2 separate regions of the Homo sapiens genome follow, and region 2 is linked to region 1. Evidence: read pairs that join two places in POLR2A ChIA-PET (ENCODE). Cell type or tissue: A673. All regions are shown on one strand. Links, peaks and the distances in the headings refer to the core of each region. The heading gives the core; the rest is flanking DNA.

Region 1 (2,915 bases), core at 295-2,794:
CCTGAAAGCCATCTTCCTCCTGTTTCCCTTGAAATCCCATCCTGCTTTTCCTGTACACTACCCCTCACAAACCACAAGCTGCAGCAACATGGATGCCCAGCCTGGAGCAGCAGCAGCCAGGATGACCTGGAGCCAGGGGGGCCTTCGGAACAGATGCACACCCTTCCTGGGTGATGGTAAGAGGTGTGAGGTCCACTTGGATTCATTACAAAGACTAGGAAATAAACCCGTTTAACAGTTTAGCTGATGTGTATAGGTCATAGCATCTGGAAGTGTTTGAAACTTTTGTGTGTGCATCTTGAGGTGTTTCCCAAGGGGGACCACCTCAGTTATTTGTAAACTAATGGAATAATATGAGTTGCTAATTAACTTGGGCTGATTAGAACATTTTGGATACTTGGAAAGAGCAGCTGAAGTTTAAAATGAAAGTGGCTTGTTTTAATGATTAGCAACAAGAAAACATATTGGGGAGTCCCTTTTTTTAGATTGTTACAAATCAGTAAACATTTTCTGTCATTTAACATATTCCTTGGGTTTGTGACATTTTTGGATTATATTCTATTTAGACTTTTTATCTCATTAATATTTCACAAGAGTCAAACCATAGGAGATACAACATAATATTAAAATGCTGTCTCACTGGAGGGCTTTTAAAAATTTGAAAAAAGGTAGGCTTTTTGACCTCACAAAGCAGGGAAATCTGTTTAACCTCTACATCCAAATTAGGAACTGTCTAAGGCTGACCCCTTTTACAGTGGTGACTCAAGACCCAGCTAGATTTTGGGAATTCTAATGTGAATTCATAGAGTTCTAATGCTAGATTAGGAACTCTAATGTGTTCTGATGTTAAGAAGGAGTGTATTCTGTGTTATTCACAGGAATGGTGTAGAGATTAGTAAAGATGTGGATAGCCAAAGAGAAGTTGAGCAACCCGTAGTATTTTACTCACTGCAGCAAAATGTTTTGATAACCATTTTAGAGTTGCTCTGATAGGTTTCAAGCTGGGAGATAATTAGATTTTATTTTAAAATATTTCTATTTTTTGTAGAGACAGGGTCTCGCTATGTTGTCTAGGCTGGTCTTGAACTCCTGGGCTCAAGCGATCCTCCTGCCTTGACACCCCCAAAGTGTTGACATTACAGGCATGAGCCACTGCACCTAACCTGGAATAATTTTTTGAAGGCATATTCGGTACTGTTGTACTAGGGTAAATCACAAACTTGCCCCCTTATACCATACTCGGATGAAAAGTGAAATCTAGTTAAAGTGAACACCAGAGGTACACTCAAAACAGAATGGGAGAAAAAGCAAAAGATTCCTGGAAGTTATCTAGAAAAAGAATGGGAATCTTTATTTTTTAAATAAGTGCAAGTTTTATTGATGCTCTCTATTGTATGAGAGCTATTTTTTCTTCTTTGCTGCTGTCAGTGTACGGAAGCTGTTCACTATAGGTTCAGTTTGATTTATTCCTTGTTAATTCTACAAATTTATTATTTTTATGGGACATGTTGTGTTTGGGGATATAAAAAATAGTTTATTATGTTTAAGGGCTTCGCAGCTTAGTGAGGGAGACACATGAATGAAATAATGTCCATATATGATGAGAGGTAAACACATATCCTATAGAAGCATGCCAAAATAAGCTGGGGGCGTTGGTACCTGCCTGTAAGCCTGTAGTCACAACTAATTGGAAGGCTGAGGCAGGAGGGTCCCTTGGCCCAGGATTTGAGAGACTGTAGTGTGTGATGTGATTATCCACTGCACTCCAGGCTGGGCAACATAATGAGACCCCATCTTTTTTTTTTTTTTTTTTTTTGAGACAGTCTCGCTCTGTTTCCCAGGCTGGAGTGCAGTGGTGCCATCTTGGGTCACTGCAACCTCCACCTCCCGGGTTCAAGCGATTCTCCTGCCTCAGCCTCCCGAGTAGCTGAGACTACAGGCACGGACCACCATGCACGGCTAATTTCTGTATTTTTAGTAGTGACGAGGTTTCACCATGTTGGCCAGGCTGGTCTCAAACTCCTGATCTCATGGTCTGCCCGCCTCGGCCTCCCAAAGTGCTGGAATTACAGGCATGAGCCACTGCACCTGGCCTTAAATTTTTCTATTTTTAGTAGAGACAGGGTTCAGTAGAGATGCCATGTTGGCCAGGATGGTCTCAAGTTCCTGACCTCAGGTGATCCACCCGCCTCAGCCTCCTGAAGTTTTGGGATCACAGGTGTGAGCTGCCGCACCCAGCGAGACCCCATCTCTTTTTAAAAAAAGAAAGCATGCAGAAATGGTTACCTAACTAACCCTGAGAGGTCAGGGAATCCTTTTTTTATTATTTTTATTTATAACTTTAAATTTATAAATTTATTCCTTCTACCTTAATCACATAAAGGGATTTTTTTTTTTTTTTTTTTTTAAATAAGACGGAGTCTCGCTCTGTCACCTAGACTGGAGTGCAGTGGTGTGATCTTGGCTCACCACAACCTCTGCCTCCTGGTTTCAAGCAGTTCTCTGTCTCAGCCTCCCGAGTACCTGGGATTACAGGCACCTGCTACTATGCCCGGCTAATTTTTTTTTTTTTTTTTTGAGATGGAGTCTTGTTCTGTTGCCCAGGCTGGAGTGCAGTGGCACGATCTCGGCTCACTGCAAGCTCTGCCTCCCAGGTTCACGCCATTCTCCTGCCTCAGCCTCCCAAGTAGCTGGGACTACAGGCGCCCGCCACTACGCCCGGCTAATTTTTTTGTATGTTTAGTAGAGACGGGGTTTCACCGTTTTAGCCGGGATGGTCTCGATCTCCTGACCTCGTGATCCGCCCGCCTCGGCCTCCCAAAGTGCTGGGATTACAGGCGTGAGCCACCGCGCCCGGCCCACCTGACTATTTTTTATTGTTTTTTTTTTTTTTTGGTGGAGACAGGTCTCATTTT
Region 2 (2,915 bases), core at 183-2,682, 260 kb after region 1:
GGGATCAGTTTTGAGAGGAATGAGTTGAGATGTCTGGTATTACAACATTTATACTGTTACAACTTCTAACTGTGCCTGTTTCCTGGTAAGAACTGTGGAAAAAAAGACATTTAAGGTTTAAGACAAAGGAAGCTGCTCTAGCCCTGAAACAGCAAGGCTTAGGGGAAAACAGAAATGAACTGAGTGAATGGGAGGATTCTACCTGGATATAGAGAGGTGGGGGTAGAAGATTCAGTTCTGATGGGAATCACTCTTGATGGAAATGTCTGGGGCATTTCCCATACATACTCTAGGGTAGCTGAGGGACCCTGGGAAAGACAGAAGGGAAGGCGTTAGTACAAGAGGCCAGGCAGCTGCTGATTCCCCTATTCAGGTGGCCCACATAACAACCCTGAGACCTGTTGAGCCAGTTCTCAGAGCTCTGGAGGCAGCTTTCCTTGCTACTCCAGATTATTTTCCTAGGGAAGTCCTGGCCTCTGGTAGAAGCAGTATTCTTACAGTGTTACTGGATGATTCTTACAGTGTTACTGGTCCTGCTGCTTGTTCTTGTGGTCCGGTAATGAGATGCAGACAGACAGACTGGGAAAGACGGGAGTTTATTTCTGCAACTGATTACAGGGAGGTCGGAGTAGCACACCAGACCAACTCAAAGTTACAAGCTTTTCTTTAGCTTTTATATACAATTCAAGCTCTATGACTACCTGCGGGAATGTTTCCTAATTAATCTAAACTAGGGGTCTGCAGGTAGAAGTTTTTTTTTTGTTTTTTAGAAACAAAGCAATAAACGATTTGATTTAGAAATAAAACCATTCCCATTATTGCAGCATTATCATCAGTCACTGATTGCTAATGCTGTTTACGCTTCTTTTTCCCTGGGATGTCTGAACCTGGCAACTTTTCTTCCTGTTCTTCTATTTTCTTAGCAAACCCACATCAAGGGTGTCTGTTCGCGTTTGAAATTCATCGGCACCAGAAAGAGCTAACATGTTGGCAGTATCTAGAAAACCATCAACATGAGCATGGGACAGTTCGCTTTGCAGCTGATCCCACCATAGTGAGTGAGTACTTGCAGACAGAAGTTTCTTAATCTTAAGTTGGTCCTGGGATGGGTTGTATGTGCAGGAATGCTTTTATCACTCAGCTAGATCTGAGGTAGAGAAAGTATAGGTGGGGCTTTAAAGGGCTTGCTTTTTTTGTATTCTGGCTTTCGTACTCAGGCACCAGTTTCCCCCGATTCCTTATCCATTTTTCTTGCTTCTGCTTTAATGTTTAACTTGTACATTCATCATTATAGCAAAGGGCTTATGGAAATCTGGTTTTTCTACTTCTGCTTTAATGATCAGCTTACACATTCATCATTACAGCGAAGAGCTTATGGAGCTCTGAACTGCCACAATAGGAGAGGGCGAGCTTGAGATTTGTGTGGGAAGCCTGGCACCAAAAATCTGAGGAAGCTCTTCATTACAGGATAGGCCAGGATAATTAACTATACCTTTTACATGTTTTTTTTTTTTTTTTTTTTTTAAGGGAGGACGTCTTGCTCTGTTACCTATGCTGAAGTGCAGTGTTACAATCAAAGTTCACTGTAGCCTTAACACCTGGGCTCAAGTGATCCTCTTGCCTCAGCTTCCTGAGTGGCTGGAAATGCAGACACATGCCACCGTGCCCAGCTTCTACACTTTTTAAGAATCACAAAATCCACTTCCATTCTTCAAAAATTTATTATTTATTATTAAAAATCTCAAACAAACACAGACATATGGGGATACCAGCATTCCCCTCCTGGATACCAGGCAGCTTCAGCCCTGGCAGGCACGATAGAAGAAAATACTTGTTACACATCCTCATCAACTCTCAGAGGGATCCTGAGCCGTAGATGGAGGAAACGCAGACGGAGTAAGCACAGGTAAAAGATCTCCCCAGGAGCTGACACGGGCACAACGATACAAATCCCTGTGGAAACAGATGCTGGCGTGGGCTGCAGCTTCCTGCCACATCCCACTGATTTTGGTCACACCCCCCATACCTGCCGTGCCGGCGGGCTGTGAGCACAGCATGCTGCATGTGCCCATCTGGACAGCACAAGTGACAATGCACATGGCGAGGCCGTTTAAGGACAGGCTGAGTGATACGGGGCCAGCGATGAGCCTCCTCTGGAGACCCCCGAGCAAGGATCACCATAGAGAACTTTTCTTCCTTTGGTTTCTTGTTCTAAGATAAGGAACATAGAGACTGTTTAGAAGAAAAAGATATGGGAAAAAAGTTTGTACAGTCCCTTCTTCCCCATTCCTGCAGTCCTTTTTTACAATGTATAAATCATATACATGTAGGCCCTAAAGTCTCCAGGCTATTCTACAAATTATCCAACTCCTCCTAACTCTGATTCTTTTTCTTCCTGTTTTTCCAGGATGTTTGCTTCCTGCTGCAATATCCCCAGGTACCTACCCAGCTGAAGGGGATGGGATGGTACGCCTGTGAGAAGCTACAGGCCAGGTTGGTCAACTGGGGACAAGGGAGTTCATGGGGACACTGTGAACACATAAAAAAATGAGGTAAGACAAAAGAGCCATCAATCACAAAACTTAAAAACTGAGAATAATAGAGTCAAAAGGGGCCAGGGAGAAGGGAGGACAGGAGCAGTGGGTAGGAAGAGCCAGGGGAATCATTAGGTAGGAACTGGATAGGAACACAAAGTAGTGGAGAGTGGCTTAGCTTTACCATCTTACATTTCCCGGCCACGCCTAAGTTCAGATCCGTGTGGTGGGACAGGCAGAAGTAATACTCACCGGGGCAAAGACAAAACCAGGTCGAGGGTCCAAAGGTGACTTCTCTTTTCCCTGAAATCAAAGGAAATAAAAGAAATAAAGCTGGGCCAAGGGTCTATTTTCATAATTCAATCTCTGCACTCAGTAAAC

What was found. Peaks named below come from ENCODE experiments on the same cell type or tissue, not always from the same donor. Only the 100,000 strongest peaks of a DNase experiment are listed, where the experiment ranks them.
Region 2: POLR2A ChIA-PET joins it to region 1 with 23 read pairs; 2 of 35 experiments call an interaction of 5 or more read pairs at or near these places.

Annotation. Positions count from the first base shown.
Region 1 is chr14:21,259,862-21,262,776 of GRCh38, reverse strand. The region is part of intron 2 of HNRNPC (heterogeneous nuclear ribonucleoprotein C); the gene reads left to right. Among named protein-coding and RNA genes, the nearest start is that of HNRNPC, 8.1 kb to the left of the region's middle. In A673, for the core only: no CTCF peak of the experiment used is centred there; no DNase peak of the experiment used is centred there; H3K27ac peaks cover 738 bases.
Region 2 is chr14:20,995,823-20,998,737 of GRCh38, reverse strand. METTL17 (methyltransferase like 17) reads right to left here. Exons shown (of 14, transcript NM_022734.3): 11 at 2,787-2,837; 12 at 2,446-2,529; 13 at 2,027-2,211; 14 at 1,703-1,953. The coding sequence ends at 1,848. It overlaps LOC101929718 (a long non-coding RNA gene), which reads left to right. Exons shown (of 4, transcript NR_110139.1): 2 at 924-1,058; 3 at 1,528-1,906; 4 at 2,408-2,901. Among named protein-coding and RNA genes, the nearest start is that of SLC39A2, 2.0 kb to the left of the region's middle. RefSeq lists an enhancer at 1,410-2,609. In A673, for the core only: no CTCF peak of the experiment used is centred there; no DNase peak of the experiment used is centred there.